Linked DNA regions of Homo sapiens: region 1 is linked to region 2. A link is a contact called in ENCODE Hi-C or POLR2A ChIA-PET data. All regions are on one chromosome and are shown on one strand. Each heading gives the region's core, a stretch centred on a gene start or an enhancer-like site at or near the end of the contact. The rest is flanking DNA. Distances are from core to core; before and after follow the strand shown. Region 1 holds the start of PTGES (prostaglandin E synthase). Region 2 holds the start of LINC02975 (long intergenic non-protein coding RNA 2975).

Region 1 (6,616 bases), core at 1,555-4,054, 470 kb before region 2:
CTTGTGGGGCCGGGACAGCCTGGCCTGGCAGTTCCCCACGGGAGTCAGTTTATCAAGCACATCTTTTGTTCGGATAAAGGACTGCTTGGCACACAGCAAATGGGCAAGGCACCACCCCCACCTTGCTCACACCCACCTCCCCCAGCAACAAGGGCAGGGATTTCTATGAGTCTCCCTCCTGACAACCCTACTAGGTAGGGATCATTATTCCCTTTGAGCAGGAGGAAACGGAAGCTCAGAGGATGATACTGAACGGAGTGCCTACTTGTTCCAGGGGCTTCATAATTATTTAGCTCCCACAACTGCGCTGGGGAGTGACTTAGGGTCAGCTGCATTTTACAGCTGAGGAAACTGGTTCAGAGGAGGAACCTGCCTGCCTAAGGCCACACAGCTACAGCTGAGGGCTGGCTTTGGGATTCGAGGCTGGCTAAATCTAGCTCTGGCCAATCTTCCCTTTGATCTCTGCTGCTTTGGGGCATAGGTTGGACTGACACAGCTGTCTCTCTGGGCAGGTGCTGTCCCAAAGCACCTGGTCAAGCCCAAGAGTGAAGTAGGCATGGGAGACTGGTTTCTCCCTTTCCCCTTTGCCCCACTTCCCCAGGGCACCTCTCAGCAAAGCCAAATATGTTGGCGAAAATAAATGAGCAAGAACCGTGTACAAGATCCCTGCCCTTGGCCAGGTGCGGTGGCTCATGCCTGTAATCCCAGCACTTTGGGAGGCCGAGGTGGGTGGATCACAAGGTCAAGAGATTGAGACCATCCTGGCCAACATGGTGAAACCCCGTCTCTACTAAAAATACAAAAATTATCTGGGCGTGGTGGTGGGCACCTGTAGTCCTAGCTACTTGGGAGGCGGAGGCAGGAGAATTGCTTGAACCTGGAGGTGGAGGTTGCAGTGAGCAGAGATCACGCCATTGCACTCCAGCCTGGGTGATAGAGCAGGAGTCTGTCTCACAAGAAAAAAAAAAAAAGATCCCTGACCTTGTGGAGGTCCTGCCAGAACCCGGGGAAGCGGGCAGGATGCAGCAAGGTGAGGATTTTTTTTGAGACAGAGTCTCGGTCTGTCGCCCAGGCTGGAGTACAGTGGTGCAATCTTGGCTCACTGCACCTCCACCTCCCAGGTTGAAGCGATTCTCCCGCCTCAGCCTCCCAAGTAGCTGGGATTACAGGTGTCTGCCATCACATCTGGCTAATTTTTGTATTTTTAGTAGAGAGGGGATTTCACCACGTTGGCCAGGCTGGTCTCGAACTTCTGACCTCAGATAATCTGCCCCCCTCGGCCTCCCAAAGTGCTGGGATTACATGTGTGAGCCACCTGGCCAAGGTGAGGATTTTGAGGTGAGGGATTCAAAGAATCTTAGAAAACAAACGTTGATGCTTTCTTTCTTTTTTGAGACAGGGTCTTGCTCTGTCACCCAGGCTAGAGTGCAGTGGTGAGAACATGGCTCACTGCAGCCTCAGCCTCCTGGGTTCAGGTGATCCTCCCACTTCAGCCTCCTGAGTAGCTGGGAATACAGGCGAGCACCACCATGCCCAGCTAATTAAAACATTTTTTTGTAGAGACGGAGTCTCCCTATGTTGCCCAGGCTGGTCTTGAACTTCTGACTTCAGGTAATCTGTCCCCCTTGGCCTCCCAAGGGGCTGGAATTACAGGTGTGAGCCACCGCGCCCGGCCTGGTGATGCTTTCTACTGAAGAGTCAGTTGATAGGTCTTTCGGGGAGATCTTGTGATGAAGAATCAAAGCATTTGACTGGGGAAAGAGTTCCAGGATAGTCAAGTGATGCTCAGGAAGTCAGTGGAGCCACGTGCTGGTTCCCCATCCCTGCTATAGCAAATTACCACAGACTTAGTGGCTTAAAACAACACAGCTTCATTCTCTGACAGTTCTGGTGGATGAAGCCTGAAATGGGTCTCACAGGGCTAAAATCAAAGTGTCGGGAGGGCTGCGTTCTGTCTGAACGCAGAGAGTTTGTTTCGTCCCCTTTTCCAGTTTCTAGAGGCCCCTGGTATTCCTTGGGCCATGATCTCTCCTTCATCTTCAAGGCCAGCAGGTTAGCGTCTCTCCTGTCTGACCCCTATTCTGTCCTTTCATCTCCTCTCTTAATGCTGCCTCTGTTTTTATATCTTTTCTCTAATTTTACTGCCTCCCTCTTGGAAGGGCCCCTCTGTATACTCTGGGCTCACCCAGATAAACTAGGATAATTTCTCCCATCTCAAATCCTTACGAAATCCCATGTGAAAAGTCCCTTTTGCCACATAGTCACAGTCACGGGTTCTAGGGATTGGGACATGGATGTCTTTAGGGGTGGAGGGCGTCCTTCAGCCTGCCACAGATGGCAAAGTCATGCCATTGTGGCTGCAGCTCCATTGTCCAGGCTGAGTGTGGGGGCGCATGGCGTGGTTCTCATGCCCACCACCTACCCTGACCCTGCGGAGGTGGGCAGGAGGCAGCGATAATCACCACGTGCAGAGGTCCTGCCAGGTGCCCAGCCTCATCATTCCCTAGAAGGCAGGCACCACCACATGCTCCCACACTGTAGATAAGGAAACAGCTTTGAAACAGATTTGAAAGTGTTTGAGGATTTGCCTGGAAGGAGGGCTCCAGAGCCAGGGACTGGGTCCGGGACACCCGGAGACTCTCTGCTTCTTGGAGCTCCGGCAACTGCTTGTCTTTCTCTTCACAGGAGAAGGGGGCCCTGCTGCCGCTGCCGTGGGGCGGGGCGTGGGCGGTGCTGGCTGCAGGAAGGCTCTCCCCTCCCACTTTGTGCTTTCCCTGCAGGCTGCTCCTCTGTCGAGCTGATCACACCCACAGTTGAGCTGCGCTGGCCAGAGATGCCTGCCCACAGCCTGGTGATGAGCAGCCCGGCCCTCCCGGCCTTCCTGCTCTGCAGCACGCTGCTGGTCATCAAGATGTACGTGGTGGCCATCATCACGGGCCAAGTGAGGCTGCGGAAGAAGGTATGTGCCTCCCTGGGGGTCCCCGGCCTGGGTCATACTTGCTTCTCTCCACGTCCTGTCAGGAAAGCCCCGGGATAGGGAAACATGGCCAAGGTGTGTGCAGGGCTGGGAGGTGAGCACCTCTTCCAGCCCCGCCGGGGGGCTTCCTGCCAGTCCCACGTGTCAGCAAGGCCTGCACCTTCTCCTCTCTGGCTTAAGAGCACTTACTCGCTTGCCGTGCCACCGGGCTGAGTTCTTGGCATGGAGAGAGCCAGCGAGTGTCTGTGAGAGAAGCAGGTTCTGGAGGGTGGAGTGTGGGAGCGTGACAGCACAAAGCCTCTGTCTAACCTGGTGGCTTCCCGGCACGGGAGGTCTGATATCTGGGTGGAGTGGGAACCGGCAAAACAGGAGTCCGAGAAACGTTTAAGTGGAAATTCCCAACTCCTGGCAAATGTCACTAACAAGCCCACTGTAGCCTCCAAAGGCCAGCTCCCAGCCGGGCACCGTCGGGGTGCTCAGCGAGGAATTTCCCCACTAATCCGAGCCCCTGAACCAAAACAACATTAACGAGTCCCAGAGCTGGGCCGGGGCAAGTTCCAGTAGCGTCCGTCACACTGGTTGGCGAGTCTGCAAAGTCATAGGCTGAGCTTGTCGGCTGTCCTGGCGGCAGAATGCAGAAAGACCCCAGGCACCTGTTACTTCCTCCCCAGGTATTTTAATAAAGCAATCATTTCCTGAAACTGTCTCTGTCTTCCCCTGTGTCCAGTTCAAAGGCGAGGTGAGGCAAGGCTGGCTCTGGCACTGCATGCGGGTGGATCCTGGGGAGTGAGGATCTTGGCCACAAGCCAGGCTCAGGCCCTGCTGCAGGTACAGGCAGGATTAAAGGCAGGGCAGCTGCCCAAGTGATAGGATGCCCGGAGGCTACAGCACACTGATAGCTTCTGACTTCTCCCTGCCTTGGCTGGTCCTGGGATATGGGATCCGGGCATCAAGTAGAACAGCTGCATTCACTCATTGAATCCTTCCCAGAGGACCGAATGTGGCCCGGAGCTGAGCATGAGATCCCCGCCACAGCCCTGAGGGCAGGGGAGGCGCCATAGTCATCCTGTTTTCTAGGTGAGGAACCTGGGCTCAGAGAGGAGACATCACTTATGAAGGTCACACAGCCCGGTTTGAACTCCAGTGTCCAGCTTCAGAGCCCACATCCTGTCTTGGAGGCGGGGGTTTCTGTTTTGTTTTTTTTTTCTGCTGTCCAGGCTGGAGTGCAGCGGCATGATCTCTGCTTACTGCAACCTCCACCTCCTGGGTTCAAGCAATTCTACTGCCTCAGCCTCCCCGGTAGCTGGCATTACAGACACACACCACCATGCCCTGCTAATTTTTGTATTTTTAGTAGAGATGGGGTTTCACCATGTTGGCCAGGCTGGTCTTGAACCCCTGACCTCAGGTGATCCACCCGCCTCAGCCTCCCAAAGTGTTGGAATTACAGGCGTGAGCCACCGCACCTGGCTGAGGCCTGGGTTCTTACCAGCAGGCCAGCGATTCCTTTTTTTTTTTTTTTTTTAATTATTATTTATTTATTTTAGAGACAGGGTCTTGCTCTGTGGCCCAGGCTGGAGTGCAATTGTGCGATCATAGCTCACTGTAGCCTCGACTTCCTGGGCTCAGGTGATCCTCCCACTTCAGCCTCCCAAGTAGCTGGGACTATAGGTGTGCGTCACTGCTCCTAATTTTTTATGTTTTTGGTAGAGATGGCTTTTGCCATGTTGCCCAGGCTGGTCTCAAACTCCTGGGCTCAAGTGATCCTCCCATCTTGGCCTCCTGGAGTTCTGGGATTACAGGTGTGAGCCACTGTGCCCAGCTGTGATTTCCTTTTAACACGAATTCGGGGAAGGGAGGAGGTGAACCTGTCCCAGAGCCTTTCTGCCTGATTGGCAGGGACACCGCAGAAGGAAACCCCCACTCCTTGGGCTGCTCCTGAGGTGTTCCTCATGACAACGTGGCCCCCTCTTATCTCTGCTCTGGGCGCTAAGTATCATCCAGGAAGGACTTGCTGGAGGTGACAGTCACAGGCCCTGGCTCCTCCACCCACCAGCCTGGGGACCTGGAAAAGTCTGGGAGCTCAGTGTCCTCACCTGTAAACGGGGGTCGTGACAGCAGCGCCAGGAGAATGCAACGCCCCACCAATGTTTGTCCTTAAGACTTATAAGTAACTGAAATTAACATGAGCATCGCAGCCTCAGGTCACTTTCAAGGGACCTCAACCAAAGGCTGGCCTCCACCCCAGCTAAGGTGGCACCTCGGCCGCTGACACTGGGGGCTTCCTGGCCTGCACTGCAGCTGGCTCTGGCCTGGCTGACTTGTATCTGAGTTGTATCTCCAGGGGGAGCAACTCCATGGGCAGTGGACTCCTAAAGGCAGTGCCCACTGTATGCTGAGGCCCCTTGAAACGTATCACAGATCCACGGACAGAGCCTTCGGTGTTGGTGATTCACTGATTTCAGGGCCAGCAGAGAGGAATTTTGGGTGTGAAGGTTCCAATCTCGAAGATCTGAGCTGCATTCTCCTCTGGGGTAGGGCAGGGCAGGCCCACCAGGGAGGACAAACCAGCCCTTGGGGGACAGTCATGAGTCAGAAGCACAGGATTTGCCGTCAGCTGAACAATTTAGAAAACCTGCTCCTGAGATTCAGGCTCTGCTGTGGGCCTGGTGGGGTCTGACTGTCTGGATGCCAGCAGGGAACAGTGGAGCAAGAGTCATGGGCCTCTGATGATCTCAGTGTGACTTTATGTCTCTGCTTTCCAATGAGAGAAAGTGACAATTCACTGAGCACCTCCTTGTGCTGGGCATTGTCCTAGCGGCTTCTCCAGGTCTCCCTCTCACTCGTCACACAGCACATGAGCTGTGATTTCTCCTGAGTTTTCAGAGTTCAGGATCCTGTGGTTAATCAGCGCGGAGCTGGGTTTTCAGCCTGGGGCTCTCAAGACCTTCTCATGGCTTTTAGTGCAAAGTCCAAATTCTTCAGGTGCTGCCAGGACCCCTGATGACCCCTGTCCCTTTATCTTGGGCCCCTGTCCCTTGCCCTCTGTGCTCCCGTGTGCTGGTTTTCTGTTCTTCACACATGCCCAGCTTCTTCCAGCCTCAGGGCCTTTGCACGTGCTGTCCCTTCTGCCTTGAATGTTGTTGCTCCAGCCCTCCCTTCATCTGGTTAATGTCAATGCATCTTTCAAGCCTCAGATTGTTTGTTTTATTTTTTTTGGAGACAGAGTCTGGCTCTGTTGCCCAGGCTGGAGTGCAGTGGCAAGATCACGGCTCATTGTAGCCTCGACCTCCCAGGCTCAAGCAATCCTCCTGCCTCAGCCCTCCTGCCAAGTAGCTGGGACCACAGGTGTGTATCACCACACACAGCTAATTTTTGTATTTTTTATAGAGGGGGTTTCATCATGTTGCCCAGGCTGGTCTTGAACTCCTGAGCTCAAGTGATCCAACTGCCTCGGCCTCCCAAAGTGCTGAGATTACAGACATCAGCCACTGTACCCAGCTTGTTTGTTTGTTTTAGAGATGGGGTCTTGCTATGTTGCCCGGGTTGGTCTCAAACTCCTGGAAGCTCAAGCAATCCTCCTATCTTGGCTTCCCAAAGTGCTTGGCTCACAGGCGTGAGCCACCACACCTGGCTTGT
Region 2 (6,587 bases), core at 3,469-5,968:
CCGCGCCCAGTCTTTCTTTTATTTTTATTTCTAGATCTTCCAGTGTTTATCCAGCACCTTCTGCAGGAGTCCTTCTACTGAACCACCAGACCCTGTGGGCTCAGGGACAAACACAGGAACAAGCCCACAGGATAATCACACAGGGTGGTCCTGGGAGGGCCTTTGACAAGGTGACTTTGAGCTCAGACCTGATGTGTGTAGAGGAAGAAAAAAGGCATCACTCCATGAGAGAGAAGGAGAGGGATAGGAGACCCGGGTGAGGCAAGGCAGAGAGCTAGTGGCTGCAAAAGAGACAACACTGACCAGGAGGGGAGGGAATGGAGGGCTTTGTGGAGGAGGTAGAATTGAGCCAGGCCCTGAAGGAGGAGCTGGACAGAGAGGAGGTGGTGCAGAGGAACCCTGATTTGGGAGGAGGTAAGCCAGGTGGTAGGCCCCTGAGATACCCATTCTCCAGACACCATCTCTTACAAGGGCCTTTGGTACCCGAGAAAATGCACATGATAAACTGTCAAGCGAAAAATACAAGATACGAAACAGACAGCAGCTGTGGCGTTGCGAGGGGTTGAACTAGACCATCCGACCTAGCATGTAGTAGGCGCTCAATAAACAGGAGATCGATGGAATCATGCTTTTCCGATTTGCAGACAAATGGGGGGATCAGAGGCACCGCCAAGGTGTTCTTCCTTGTTTTGTGGGTATTTTACTAAATGAAACAATGAACGAATTGCTTGAATAGACGTGAGGTTACCGTGACTCCATCCAGAAACCACTTGGTCCAGACTTTGAAGGCAATAAAACAGCAGGAAAAGACAGGCCCTGCCTCCCGGTCCCTGACAGGCGCCGTCACTCTTGAGCCTGTGGTAGGGAGTGCATTTTCAAGTCGCCCGCTGCCTCCCGAGCCTGCCTGCCGGGTCTGCAAGCCTCCAGCCAAGCAGGAGGGATCAGCTCTGCAGCTTCCGACACCCCAGCCCATGTCCTCTCAGCCCACTGGGCCCAAGGCGGGTGTAAAATCCTGGCTCACCAAGCAGAGACTCTGGGAAGAGGCCCAGTGGCCTCCCAGACAGACCAGAGGTCCTGCTCACTGGTGTCCTCCTGTGCGTCCTTGGCAAGTGGCTTCCCCTCTCTGAGCCTTGGTATCCTTGTCTATAAAATGGGGATGGGCATGGGCGTGGTGGCTCACGCCTGTAATCCCAACACTTTGGGAGGCCGAGGCAGGCGGATCACCTGAGGTCAGGAGTTCAAGACCAGTCTGGCCAACGTGGTGAAACCCCGTCTGTACTAAACACACACAAAAATTAGCCAGGCGTGGTGATGGGTGCCTGTAATCCCAGCTACTCAGGAGGTTGAGGCAGGAGAATCACTTGAACCGGGGAGGCGGAGGTTGTAGTGAGCTGAGATTGTGCCACCGCACTCCAGCCTGGGCAACAACAGAGCGAGACTCTGTCTCAAAAAATAAAAATAAAAAATAAAACAGGGATGGATTCTAGTGACGTCATCCTTCATTCATTCACAAAGGTTTGGAGAGAATCTGTTCCCTGCTGGGTGCCACGCTGGGAGTGTGAGGCTCCAGAGGGAAGTTCTTGGACCCCTGGCTGATGCTTTCACATGATCACAGGGGCACATTCTGTAAGATAAATACACAGGGGGTTGTGGCGAGCCCTCAGTGCCTGGAAAGGAAGAGAAAATACAAGGCCTCTTGCATTACTACCTGTGAGCAGAGGGTACCTGGCTCCCAGGTCCCTCCTGATGAAAAGGACCCCAACCTAGACAGACGTCTGTCATGCTTAGAAGGCCCTTCTCAGTCCCTCCAGCTTCTAAGACATTTTATTACTAATAATCACATGCAGGTGATGTTTAACGAGCACTCGCCATGCGTCAGCCTCTGCGCTTCAAGGGGTCCACGTGCACAGACCGTGGCTGGCCCTGCAACTCCAGGTGCAGCAGACACAGCCTCTCTCAGCCCAGCCAGAACCAGGTGCTGGCGACTCCTGGGACCTCTTCCAAGGGGAGGTGGGTTTGGGACACAGGCTGGAGACCAGAGCGGGCCAGGCCCCTTCCCACCATGTCCCCACCCCATAAGACCACCAGTGCCCCTCAGGATACCCAGCCCTGTCCCTTCCCTTTACAGAAAGAGAAGGTGAGTCCCCTAAAGGAGACTCGTGCTCCAGTGCTCTTCCTGAACTCCTCCGGCCACCCTCAGGCCACCCCCTGCCCTCAGACCACCCCCTTCCCTCTTCTCTGCAGTTACCCATCCTGATGCCCACCTGCCAAGCCCAGCAAAGGCCCTCCACAGTCAGCCCAAGATGCTGCCAGACCCAGGACCCGGGGCAGGTGTGCACGGAGCAGGTGTGGATGTGGAGGAAGAGGTGCCCAAAGCTCTGCTCTGAGGCCAGACCTGAGACCTGGGTGCCCAGAGCCTCTCTAGGTCCACCCAGGGGTGCTGGGCCCATGGGAGCAAAGGCTGAGTACTGCGGCCTCCCACCACCCCCCTGCCCCACCTCCACCCTGAAGTGTCCTGTTTAGCGGAATATCAGGTGTCATTGTGTGCCCTGGGGTGCTGACGGGGAGGGGATCACCTGGCCACAGGAGACCCCTGAAGCCTGGGGGAGGGGTCTGCTTCAGCTCCAGTGAGGGCGGGATTCCTGGGGTGAACTCGTGACCTTAAGCATGACCTTGAGCATGACCTTAAGCATGACCTTGAGCGTGACTTTGAGTTGTTGCTCCTTTCAACGCCACACGCACGCCTGATTCCTGGGCCCTTTTCTCTCCCCCAGTCCCTTCCTGCCACACACACTCCTATTTCTCCACATCTTTCCCCTCTAAATGACGGGGTAACCAGAAGTGACACCACAGCCGCTGGACCCCTCACGGCGCGAACATGAAACTGGGCAGGTCTGGGTTTGGCCACCCGTTCCCTGACTTGCTGGCTGTGTGGCCTTATGCAGGTCACTTGCCCTCTCTGAGCCTCAGCTTTCTCGCCTGTAAAGTGAGGGGCACGTGAGCTCCCGCCTTGCAGGGCTGTGTGTGTTGCGGGTGGTCTTGGAAGCCGCACTCAGTGTGGACAGGCAGCAGTGCTCCCATGCAGGTGCCACGTCAATATCATCACGTGGTTCCTGTTTAGGTCCTGCTCATTCCTCCAAGGGCCGAGGCAGCTCCGGGGGAATGGGGAGGGCGTGGCCTCTGCCCTGGTCCTAGCCGGGTCTGCGGCTGCTGGTGTCCACCTGTGGTTCTCAAAGGGTGGTCCTCCTGGCCAGCAGCATTGGCCTTGCCCAGGAACTTGTCAGAAATTCAGATTCTCTGGCCTGGCCAGTCCTGGGAATCAGAACCCCTGGGATGCAACCAGCCACCTGTGCTTTCACGAGGCCCCAGGGGCCTCTCGCAGGCACTGGTGTGAACCAGGAGATCCTGGAGGGTGGCGGCCCATCTTGTGCCCCCTACCCTCACTCCCATCACAGGGTCTGGTCCTCCCATTTCTCCAGTCACTCTGCACTAAACGCTGGACAATGGCCCCTAAGTACAGGCCCTCGTCTGCTAGTTAACAACTGGGGGGCCCAGGTTCTCCAAATGTGGTCCCCAGAGTACCCACACCAGACCACGAGGGAGCCTGACAAAATGCAAGCCCCTGAGTGCCCCCTAGACCGGCTGGGCATGGCTCCCCAAGAATTTGCTCTGGGGACACCCACAAGTCCCAGAACAGGGGGAGGAAAATGAAGGGCACAGGAAAAGCCGGGCCCTGGGGAGGAGATGGAGGAAAAGGGAAGTCAGACAAGATTCCCCAGTGCCAGTGACGGGCACCACTGCCTCCCCAGAGCCACCACAAGCCAGCCGCCCCTTGGCAGCAGGGGTCTGGGAGCCCTTGGCAGTTCAACCCTGTACGGACACCGTTTGAGGGGCTAGAAATAAGCCAGGATGAAATGTTATGAAATAATAATAATAGTCCCTTCTCTGGCCCACTGCAGAACCCTAGAAAGTAAGGGACTGGGGCCAACGGCAGCTGCAGTCAAGGTGCCTGCAGCTATGTGACCCCAGGGCCTAGCCCGCCCCTGCCTCCCGCCCTTCACTTAATTCCAAATACCTTTTCTCTTGTCAGCCGCAAGTCAGTGGGCTTCAAAGTCAGGCGGTGGCTCCCGTGACCCTTTGTGGGGAGGGCAGGGGTGGGCCCAGCTTCTGTGTGTTCTGCTCAGTGGGCCAGGAGGCCCCAGGCCTGCAACGAGAGGGAGGGAGGGAGCTCGGCCTGCCGGTCATTGCTCCGCACCTAGGCCCTTGCAGCTTGGAACGGACCAGCAGCCGGGAACAGCTGGTCCGATCCCACCGCCCTGCTAGGGAGGCTGCCCAAGGTACCCGGAGAGCCTTGGACTGGGGAGCTCAGGGCTGGATGAGCCAGAGCTCCAGGAGAGGAAGGCTGCGCTCACCTGAACTAAAAGTCGTGTTACAATCATACCTGCAGGTGTCAACCTCACTTTCGTTGCAGAGAGGAGGGTCTGGAATCACATGCTCCTCCAGGCAGCATTTTACAGAAAGCTGCCCTGACAGCCACGACGTACTCCCCCACTTCTACCTCTATCTCGGATTCTGTTGCAGAATGTGGCGAGGTATCACAGGGCTGCCAGCCACGGACAGGTTTGAGGGGACCGGAGTAGGGGGTTGCAGGGACGAGCTGGCAGGATCCAAATCCCTCCCGTCAGATGTGTCTCCACCCACAGCTTCCTTTTCCATTGGAGCAAACATAACAAAACAAGTGTCAACTACACTTCCTGATTCCTGAGTTACGAAAAGCCAGTGCCACCCACAGGTCCGTCCACCCCCTCCTCTTGACCCGGCCCTTCCAGTGGCACCTTATTCTGTTATTTGCTCTCTATTTTTCTTTAAAAGCATTCACTGCTATTACTTAGGTAAATGCATCCATAAGGGAACTTTATGTGACTACTGTTAGGTGGAAAAAAAACTAAGATCATGGGCCATAAATAGAAGGTAAAAGTAAAAATAAATTACAATTAAAATAAGCAATGTTAGGAAATTCTAGCTGGCTATTGTTGCCTGCCGATGGCATTTTGATAGAAAAGCGTTGGGGAGTTGCAAGCTTCCCCTCCAGGGGACCAGAGGGCTGAGACAGAGAAGGGAATCACCTTTGTGTGGTATGAGGCTGTGTGATCCCTGACGTCACTGTCTCCTAGGTCACCGAGGGTGCCCACCCCACACTGGGGAAACACTGACCTGAGGGGCACCCCTAAGCCAGTGAACCAGGGGACAGGGCTCCTTGCGAGGCAAGGACCAGATGGCATTTAACGCTGATAGGCACTATCATGACCTCCTGGGCATGAAACAGGTACCTCCCTGGTCCTTTTTCCAGAAGAGGTTGCAGAAGCCCTCTGGACAGGCCTGGCTCATGTCCTCCTGCTGGAGCGGGCTGACATAGCCCTCAGCCCTCCACTCCCAGCGTGGCCCGTCCGCTCTCCACAGATGTGCCACGCTTTCTCTAGGGTCCCCGCCCTGGGATTCCCTCCCGACCTGGCACATCTCAGTCAACCCCACCTGCCTTCCAGGTCCCCTCCGCCAGCCCTCGGCGGCCTCTCTGGGGCAGGACAGCATCCTCCTGAGGACCATGATGTCTGTAGTACTGTTCTGCCATCCGGAACTTCTCGTAAGTGGGACCCCACTGACCACCCTCTCGATTTCTAAGTGAAGCCAGAGAGTTGGATCACAATTATCCCCTGTGCCAATAATTTCCTTTATGAGAAATGCAGTTGTAAGTCTTAGAAAGGGACATGTGAATTAAAACAGGCAGTCACGCAGAACAAGGGGGAGGGAACGCATGAGGGTGCCAGGAGGTCCCCAAATTGTCCTCCAGGTGGAGACCAGCTGGGATGGCGGTGACGTCTCACCTGCACCAGGACTGGCAGCTCTGTCACATCCCCACAACACAGGGCCCTGGCAGGCCTCACTCTGCACTGGCTGGCTGTATCTGGGGCACAGACACACGGGCTGGTGGCGTATGTCACAGGTGGCAAATGTGTCACTTGGCCTCAAGACTCCCTGCATGCAGTGGAGACAGTGAGGCCTCTGTCCACACAGGCCCCAGCTGGGCCATGACCCGCTCTTGAGGCCCATCCCTTACCCTGACCTCACAGCTTCCCTGGTTGCCTTCCAGGGTCAGCAGAGCAGCCTGGATGCACTCAGAAGCCCCGGGGGACTCAGGCCACTCTCCCTGAGACCCAAGAGCATCCCCCTGCAGCTTGTGATGAGCCCTGGGTAGGGAAAAGGTGACACAAGGGGGCTCATAGCCACCACCAGGTCCAGCTGGGCCAGGGCACTCATCCCAGTCTATGGGGAGAGTCCACCTTGGCTCCAGCTGGCAGGATGAATTAGGAAATGAGAGCCAGCCCTTTGCAGCCTAGAGCAGTGGCTCAGGCAGGGCCTGGCCAGGGGCTGTGGGCAGGAGTGTCTGAGGCTGGAGGAGCAGCCCCCAGGCATCCCATCGCACTCCCTCAGGGCATCCGAGGAATCCCACCTTGACTCCTCTCGGTCTTAGCTCCAAAGCCACGTCCAAGCAGGTGAAACAGGAAGCCCCCTCCCCAAGGGGCTTTCTA

The links. A loop is a pair of places that touch in the nucleus more often than their neighbours do. ChIA-PET counts read pairs that join two places held with the same protein, here RNA polymerase II (POLR2A). Pooled maps may share reads with other maps.
Region 1: a pooled map shows a loop between it and region 2 (1.8-fold over the local background). The contact joins the promoter of PTGES here to the promoter of LINC02975 in region 2. A Hi-C loop is called at or near these places in 1 of 50 pooled maps. POLR2A ChIA-PET finds 5 or more read pairs at or near these places in 2 of 52 experiments (T-cell and endothelial cell of umbilical vein).

Annotation. Positions count from the first base shown.
Region 1 is chr9:129,749,230-129,755,845 of GRCh38, reverse strand. PTGES (prostaglandin E synthase) reads left to right here and starts at 2,804. Exons shown (of 3, transcript NM_004878.5): 1 at 2,804-2,959. The coding sequence starts at 2,834.
Region 2 is chr9:129,280,547-129,287,133 of GRCh38, reverse strand. LINC02975 (long intergenic non-protein coding RNA 2975) reads right to left here and starts at 4,718. Exons shown (of 3, transcript NR_121587.1): 1 at 4,442-4,718; 2 at 4,076-4,204; 3 at 1,415-1,624. RefSeq lists enhancers at 481-1,454, 1,455-2,428.